2 separate regions of the Homo sapiens genome follow, and region 2 is linked to region 1. A link is a loop called in an ENCODE intact Hi-C map of the cell type or tissue named here. Cell type or tissue: PC-3. All regions are shown on one strand. Links, peaks and the distances in the headings refer to the core of each region. The heading gives the core; the rest is flanking DNA. Region 1 overlaps AP3S1 (adaptor related protein complex 3 subunit sigma 1). Region 2 has its middle 15 kb from the start of LINCADL.

The links. Peaks named below come from ENCODE experiments on the same cell type or tissue, not always from the same donor. Only the 100,000 strongest peaks of a DNase experiment are listed, where the experiment ranks them.
Region 2: it touches region 1 in a loop (4-fold over the local background); 1 of 110 quality-filtered maps calls a loop at or near these places.

What each region holds. Positions count from the first base shown.
Region 1 is chr5:115,886,535-115,890,938 of GRCh38, forward strand. All of the region lies in intron 3 of AP3S1 (adaptor related protein complex 3 subunit sigma 1), which reads left to right. Among named protein-coding and RNA genes, the nearest start is that of AP3S1, 47 kb to the left of the region's middle. In PC-3, for the core only: CTCF peaks have their summits at 1,718 and 1,926; no DNase peak of the experiment used is centred there.
Region 2 is chr5:115,939,368-115,943,771 of GRCh38, forward strand. No RefSeq gene overlaps it. Among named protein-coding and RNA genes, the nearest start is that of LINCADL, 15 kb to the right of the region's middle. In PC-3, for the core only: no CTCF peak of the experiment used is centred there; DNase peaks (open chromatin) are centred at 1,834 and 2,224; H3K4me3 peaks cover 530 bases; H3K27ac peaks cover 1,789 bases.

The DNA.
Region 1 (4,404 bases), core at 152-4,151:
TATTGTAAGATTGCAGTATAGAATACATATAACAAAAAATGTGTACTAGTCGACTGTTTATGTTATCGGTAAGGCTTCTGGTCAACAGCAGGCCATTGTAGTTAGGTTTTTAGTGAGTCAAAAGTTGTACGCAGATTTTCAACTGTGTGGAGAGTCAGCATCCCAACCCCACTGTTGTTCAAAGATCACCTGTACCAAGTAAATGCTAGCTGTTATTATAATTAACTTTCTATAAATCACAGAGAAGGAATCATTAATGTAAACTCTTTCAGAATTATTATGACATGATATAGAAGGTAGATGGTCCTTTCTTCAGCTCTTAATTTCTCTATATTGACGTTGAGTTCATTATGTGTTAAGTGCATGGTACATAGTAAATGCACAATAAATGACTGTTTTTGCTAACATTGTCATCACTGGCATGTGAGTGTCCAAGTGAGGTTTAATAGAAATCCAGTCCAGAATGCAGTCATATATTGAGTCAAGTGCTATTTACATATCTTAAACACCATACTTTAAAGATTCTTAATAGTACATGCAGTGGGTACCTATTGGAGAGTGTACCTAGGCTACATTCATAATTGTTCTTCAAAGGTAAATGATGTGATTTTACGTTCAGTTTGTCTTCCCTAGCTCTGCTGGTACATTCAATATTTGTAATGGTATTTTTTAGTTATTGGTTTGAGTTAAACCAAGATATTTCTCTCTAGAACATCTTGCTGGTGATAAAAAAATAATTTTTTGGCTTCAGCATATTAGTATCCTTAAATTTATGCCTCCTATTTTTGCACTAAAGACTTTTCGTATCTTATAACATGTCAGTGTAACCCTTTTTTTTTTTCATTTATTATTGTAGATTCAAAACAGCAGGATCTGTTTCTCCTGAATTTTAACAGAAATTTCTAAACCCAGAAACCAATTTTTTTTTTTACTTAGAAACTCAAAAAGGGGTCTGCCAAATAAGTGGTATTGTTTAAGGGTAATTTGTGGTATTTTTATTTTATCTTGTGTACATTTTTATTTCTCCGTGTGTTTGGTATTATAATACTAGCTAATGTATATTGAGTGTTTTCTTTTGTGAGACATTGTTGTAAGCCCTTTATATTTATTCATTTAATCACTAAAACAACTCTATGATATAGTTACCATTATTATGCCCAGATAAGAAACTGAGGCTTAGTGTTAAATAACTTGCCCTGGATCTCAGAGTTAGAGGCAAGGCTAGAATTTAAGTATACACATGCTAAAGTTTGTGCTCTTGAGTACTAACTACAAAGCTGTCATATAATAGATACCTGTTACTCTTTGTGGCCTGGATGTATAGGTTACTCTTTGTGGCTTGGATGTAAAGATAAAGAAAACACAAGCATGTTTTATAACTAGAATAGCATGGGAAAGGAGGACTCTTTATATTTGGAGGAGGCATTTTTCGAAATCTATTTACTTTTTATATTTATTTTTTGAATACTAGGTAATTAAAATGCAGGACAATTTAAAATATTATTCTTTTTGTAAATTGGAAGTAATTTTTCTCCCACCAGCTTTTGAATTCCTTGAGGACAGAGTTTAGGTCTTTGGTTTTATATCCCTGGCACCTGAGTAGCTACTCAGTAGTAGTTAGATACCTGTTATATTGAAATTGGCTTTAAACTTTATATCATTTTAAAGTTGAAGCACAAGAGGGTGCTGTTTACTATGATACTTCTAGGTCTTAGCTCCTTTTATCTTTCTACTTGTGAAATAATAATGCAACAGCAATTTTTTTATTGTTGTTATGGTTAGAACCATCGAGACTCTAATTTTTCCCCCTTAATTTCTTCACTTCAGATTGTCAGTTATTTGTTTTTTGTTGGCCTTGTGCATGTAACAGATCATCAGTGTGTGATGGACCTTAGGGCTCTAGATTTCTGATGATATTAAATAATTTTTGCTAAATCAAAAGAAAATTAGAAAGTCTTTTGAAGAAGGTTTGTTGATTTTTTAAAACTGAACAGAGTATCTGAGTGCTTTAAATTTTAAGAATTTTTTTCATAAATTAATAACATGCAGTTATAATGACATTTTGTTGCAGGGTACTTTTTTTATAGTATTCACATTTTTTTACATGTGATATTGTTCTGGATTAAATGTGGACAGCATTTTTTTCTTCCTAAGTTAACAAATTACAGTGTCTTGGTAGTTGTGGCATGTAGTTATCTTCCTTTTATATCAGTATTTATCAGCAGAATTATAATTTTCTATTTCTATTTTAATTTTATAATTATCATGTATTTTGAACAGCCAGATAAATAATTCTGGCTGCCATTTATTAAATGGGTCTTCGGAACTGTGCTGGGCACTCTATCTAAATTGTTTAACTCAATTTTTATGATAATCCAGAAAAGTAAGTAGTTTTATCTCTATCTTATAGTTCTGAGATTTAAAGGAGTTAAATGATACTTGAGGCCACAGAGCAGGGATTTGAAGGCATGTATGTCTTCCTGGTTTCAAAGCATGTATCCTCAACACAGTACTGTGCTGCCTCTATAGGCAACCCATGTTTTTTACCACTCCATACTTTACCAGAGGCACACTTAATGCTATCACGAACTTTTTTTTCTTTTTTGCCCAATATAATCTGCACATTTAGTAGGTTCTGCTGATCTTTTATAAATACATGTAAGTGAAGGGGAACTATTTAGACAGCATTTTTACCAAGATGGTCTTCTCATGGTTAAAAAAGTATGACTGCAACATATAGGTAATCAATGGAACTAGAAAAATTAAGAAAGAAAAAATAAAGGCATACTGGAAATTGTATTCTGATTAGTAAATCTAATAATGATTTAAAATCAAGTAAGACCACTCCACGTCATACACAGAAATCAATTTCAGATAAATTTGGTCCAAACATGAAGAGTAAAATAATAAAGCTTTTGTTTTCTTCTGAGTGAATCTCTTTCCTGACCTTGCTGTAAGCCAAGATTCCTTAAAGTGGACATAAAACAATGTTAACTACAAAGAAGAAAACTGAAAAATTGGATTTTATTGGAATGGAAAAATTCTGTTCTTCCAAGGGCACTGTTAGGAGAATGAAAAGGCAAGCCACAGAACTGGCAAAGGTATTTGTAATACATATGACAAAAGACTGTAGCTAGACTATATAAAGAATTCCTATACATCAATAAGAAAATACAGACCCTTGTAATCCCAGCTACTCAGGTGTCTGAGGTGGAAGGATTGCTTGAGCCCAGGAGTTTGAGACCAGCCTGGGCAACATAGTGAAACCATGTCTTTAAAAAAAAATGATAAAAAGACCAATAGAAAATGAGCAGAAATCTTGAACAGGCATTATGAAAATAGATATCTAAATGGGTAATACAAATGAAAAGGTACGCAGTCTTATATCAGAGAAGTACAAATTAATACCATCATATACCACCACACACCCTTGAGTATGGTTAAAGTTAAAAGATGGATAACATAAGGTGGTGAAAAGGCTATGGAACTACAGAAACTCTCATATACTGCTATTTAAAGTCTAAGTGCGTATAATCGTTTTGAAAGTCTATTTGACACTGTATACTAAAGCTTAACCTACACGACTCTTTGACCTAGCAGTTCTACTCCAAGTATACAATCAGTAGATATGTGTATACGTATATATATGTTCACTAAAAGATGTGTAAGAAATGTTCTTAACAGTACTAATTGTAATGGCACCATACTGGAAACAACACAAATTTATGTCACCAGTAGAATGGACACACTGTGATATTCTAATTCAGTGGCATACTGTACAACTAAGAATGATTAGCTGTTGTATTATGTAATAACCTGAATAAATCTCACAAAAAATAACAATGAATAAAAGAAGCCACTCACAAAAGAGCATGTATCCTATAATCTCATTTTAATATGGTTCAGACATAGATAAAATGTATTCATAGTGTTAGGAAGTTGGGTATTGGTTACCTTTGATGGTTGATAAGTGACTGATGGACTCTGAGAAGGCTTCTATAATGCTGGTAATGTTAAAACATGATTTGAGTGTTGATTATACAGAAAAATTTATGTTATATGTTATGATTTTTGTACTTTTCTATGTGTATGTTACACTTAAGTAAATACTTAGGTGGGGGTGGAACTTAAGTGGCTTTATTTTCCATAACTTTTAACTATGATTTTCTAAATAAGTATTCAAATGATTTCTAAGTTAAAGACTATTTTAAAAGTAAATATTTTCTTCTTTCTCAATGGAAATGTCACCAGTAACTTGAGTTGTTTCCGGAGCTCTGGTATCATCCCAGGCTGTCTAGTTTCTTTAAGCAGATGTGCCCATTAATAGGGGTCTAGGAAAAGACCTTTCCCAGCTGTTTCATCAGGGCTGCCCTGGTAACAGTGAAAATTTTCCTCTCTTCACTC
Region 2 (4,404 bases), core at 197-4,196, 53 kb after region 1:
TTTGAAAACTACTCGTTCCCTGGGAGTCTCCCATGTATATATGAAATATATATATAAATAAACATCTGCTTGTTTTTCTCTTGTTAATCTGCCTTTTGTTACAGGGAGCTGTTCTAACTAAGAACCTATGAGGGTTGAAGAAAAATTTATTTGTCTTCTCCTACACCTCAAAGCAGCAAAGGTGGCCAGATCTCTCACCTTTCAAAATTTTGTGTTAATTGGAGTTAGATTTTTAAACTGCAGAATTTTAGTACTGGTAGAAATAATCAAGATCAATCCAAGAGTCTAAGCCCTTCATGTTGCAGATGAGGAACAAAGGATTTTCATACTCACTTTTTGTTTTTGTTTTTTGAGACAGTCTCCCTCTGTCACCCAGGCCGGAGTACAGAGGAGCAATCGCAGCTTACTGCAACTTCTGCCTCCAGGGTTCAAGGGATTCTTTTGCCTCAGCCACCTCAATAGCTGGGATTACAGTCGTGCACCGCCACACCTGGCTAATTTTTGTATTTTTAGTAGAGATGTGGTTTCACCATGTTGGCCAGGCTGGTCTTGAACTCCTGGCCTCAAGAGATCCACCCACCTCAGACTCCCAAAATGCTAGGATTACAGGCATGAGCCACTGCACACATCCTTCAGCTCAGTTTTTAGGAAAACTGATAAACCTAATTCTGCTGGCAAAATAGATAAATTGAGGTAGATATTCATTTTACAAAATGATCCAATGCAGTATTCTTTTAAACATGCCCCCCATATGTTTTAAAAGTATTATTCAATTTATAAAAATGGAATTCACACACAACTTTCAGGAATTCACCTACAATTAGCAAATACACATTTCTGTAATGTCTCCTGTGTACAAAGCTCTGTGTTAGGCACCACAGGGATTGCAGAACCCCAGCTCCACTATGAAGTAATATATGACCTTGAAGAAAACTTTATTCGTCCTGCCTCCCAAAGCTACCGTCTTCCAGGCTCACAGAATCGGTGGTGGCAGCATTTTTCTTTTTGAGGTGTGTCCAAGGTCAAGGTTTGAAGTAGTTAGGAAGAAAATCTGATAAGAAGAAAAACAAAACCCAATAATGAAAACAACATATGGAATAGGGAGAAAAGTCAAGGAGAATTTACATTTCTAAAGATGCTATGTTTCTGGCCAGGGGAAATAATACATTTTGCCAGTTGGCTTCATGGTGTCCCAATCTGGGCCCAGACACAGATGGAACAGATGTTGGAGCTTCTTCCTGGAACTGTATGGCCAGACTCTTATCCCTTAAGATTCTCTGACTTAATCCTTGAAGAGACTGGAACTTCCTGGTCTCTGAATTCATGCATGTTCTTATCCAGAGGTAACAATGCTGAGGCTGTGCTCTGCTCTTATGGGACTAACAAGTGCACCATGTTCTTGGCAGTCCCTCTTTCTTTCTTTCTTTTTTTTTTTTTGAGACGGAGTCTCGCTCTGTCGCCCAGGCTGGAGTGCAGTGGCGCGATCTCGGCTGACTGCAACCTCCGCCTCCCGGGTTCGAGCAATTCTCCTGCCTCAGCCTCCTGAGTAGCTGGGATTACAGGCGCCCGCCACCACGCCCAGCTAATTTTTGTATTTTTAGTAGAGACGGGGTTTCACCATGTTGGTCGGGCTGGTCTCGAACCCCTGACTTCGTGATCCACCCGCCTCAGCCTCCCAAAGTGCTGGGATTACAGGCATAAGCCACCGCGCCCAGCTGGCAGTCCCTCTTCCTTAATGCATTCCTTAGACACTGCCGCTCCTAGGAAGTTGCTTATGTTTCAGCTTCACCCTTTCCCTCCCTCTTCCTGTCAGTAGGACATGCCTTTCTCACCACATTGGAAATTCCCCTTGAATTTTGTTAGAGTCAGTGTACAGTCAACATTTGTGGGCCTGGCCATATCTACATGTCCTTAGCAAACTAGAAATCTCCATAGGCTTGAGGGGAAGTTAATGAAACATGAACTGACCACACTAACATTTCACAACCAGGAAAGTCTTACAGAAATGAAATGGAAAATGAATTAAAATATCAAGATCGAGGCTTAAAAAAATGTGAGAAGAGCACTGATATCCCATGTGGAAAACATAGGGGACTGTTCTAGTTATTTTAGGAAGAATCGGCTCACAGCTGAGAGATGCTCACAGCTGAGCGTTCTGAGCAACTTGCACACTGGGGCAGGGGGAGGAAGGGCAGAAGGAGAAGATGTGAACTGTCGGCCCGAGCGTTTCATGGACACTCCTCTCATAGCAGAGCTCCTGAGCTGCTAGGAATCTTTACTTCAGGTTGAGTCATCTGAGCTCATACTTAAAATAATAATGATAATAATAATAGCAACCTATATGAATCATATTGTACTTAAGTTTCAATTTCTTTTTTTTTCTTTTTATTACACTTTAAGTTCTAGGGTACATGTGCACAACCTGCAGGTTTGTTACATATGTATACCTGTGCCATGTTGGTTTGCTGCACCCATTAATTTGTCATTTACGTTAGGTATTTCTCCTAATGCTATCCCTCCCCCATTCCCCCACCCCACAACGGGCCCCAGTGTGTGATGTTCCCTGCCCTGTGTCCAAGTGTTCTCTTTGTTCAGTTCCCACCTGTGAGTGAGAACATGCAGTGTTTGGTTTTCTGTCCTTGTGATAGTTGGCTCAGAATTATGGTTTCCAGCTTCATCCATGTCCCTACAAAGGACATGAACTCATCCTTTTTTATGGCTGCATAGTATTCCATGGTGGATATATGCCACATTTTCATAATCCAGTCTATCACTGATGGACATTTGGGTTGGTTCCAAGCCTTTGCTATTGCGAATAGTGCCGCAATAAACATACCTGTGCATGTGTCTTTATGGTAGCATGATTTATAATCCTTTGGGTACATACCCAGTAATGGGATGGCTGGATAAAATGATATTTCTAGTTCTAGATCCTTGAGGAATCACCACACTATCTTCCATAATGGTTGAACTAGTTTACAGTCCCACCAACAGTGTAAAAGTGTTCCTATTTCTCCACATCCTCTCCAGCATCAGTTGTTTCCTGACTTTTTAATGATCGCCATTCTAAGTGGCCTGAGATGGTATCTCATTGTGGTTTTGATTTGCTGTTCTCTGCTGACCAGTGATGATGAGCATTTTTTCATGTGTCTGTTGCCTGCATAAAGGTATTCTTTTGAAAAGTGTCTGTTCATATCCTTTGCCCACTTTTTGATAGGGTTGTTTGATTTTTTTCTTGTAAATTTGTTTAAGTTCTTTGTAGATTCTGGATATTAGCCCGTTGTCACATGGGTAGATTGCAAAAATTTTCTTCCATTCTGTAGGTTGCCTGTTCACTCTGATGGTAGTTTCTTTTGCTGTGCAGAAGCTCTTTAGTTTCATTAGATCCCATTTGTCTATTTTGGCTTTTGTTGCCATTGCTTTTGGTGTTTTATTCATGAAGTCCTTGCCCATGCCTATGTCCTGAATGGTATTGCTTAGGTTTTCTTCTAGGGTTTTTATGGTTTGAGGTCTGACATTTAAGTCTTTAATCCATCTTGAATTAATTTTTGTACAAGGTGTAAGGAAGGGAACCAGTTTTAGCTTTCTACATATGGCTAGCCAGTTTTCCCAACACCATTTATTAAATAGGGAATCCTTTCCCCATTTCTTGTTTTTGTCAGGTTTGTCAAAGATCAGATGGTTGTAGATGTGTGGTGTTATTTCTGAGGCCTCTGTTCTGTTCCATTGGTGTACATATCTGTATGGTACCAGTACCATGCTGTTTTGGTTACTGTAGCCTTGTAGTATAGTTTGAAGTCAGGTAGCATGATGTCTCCAGCTTCGTTCTTTTGGCTTAGGATTGTCTTGGCAATGCGAGCTCTGTTTTGATTCCATATGAACTTTAAAGTAGTTTTTTCCAATTCTGTGAAGAAAGTCATGGTAGCTTGATGGGGATGGCATTGACTCTATAAATTACGTTGGACAGTATGACCATTTTCACGATATTGATTCTTCCTATCCATGAGCATGGAATGTTCTTCCATGTGTTTGTGTCCTCTTTTATTTCATTGAGCAGGGTTTATAGTTCTCCTTGAAGAGGTCCTTCACATCCCTTGTAAGTTGGATTCCTAGGTATTTTATTCTCTTTGTAGCAATTGTGAATAGGTGTTCACTCATGATTTGGATCTCTGTTTGTCTGTTATTGGTGTATAGGAATGCTTGTGATTTCTGTACATTGATTTTGTATCCTGAGACTTTGCTGAAGTTGCTTATCAGCTTAAGGAGATTTTGGGCTGAGACAATGGGGTTTTCTAGATATACAATCATGTCATCTGCAAACAGGTACAATTTGACTTCCTCTTTTCCTAATTGAATACCCTTTATTTCTTTCTCCTGCCTGATTGCCCTGGCCAGAGCTTCCAA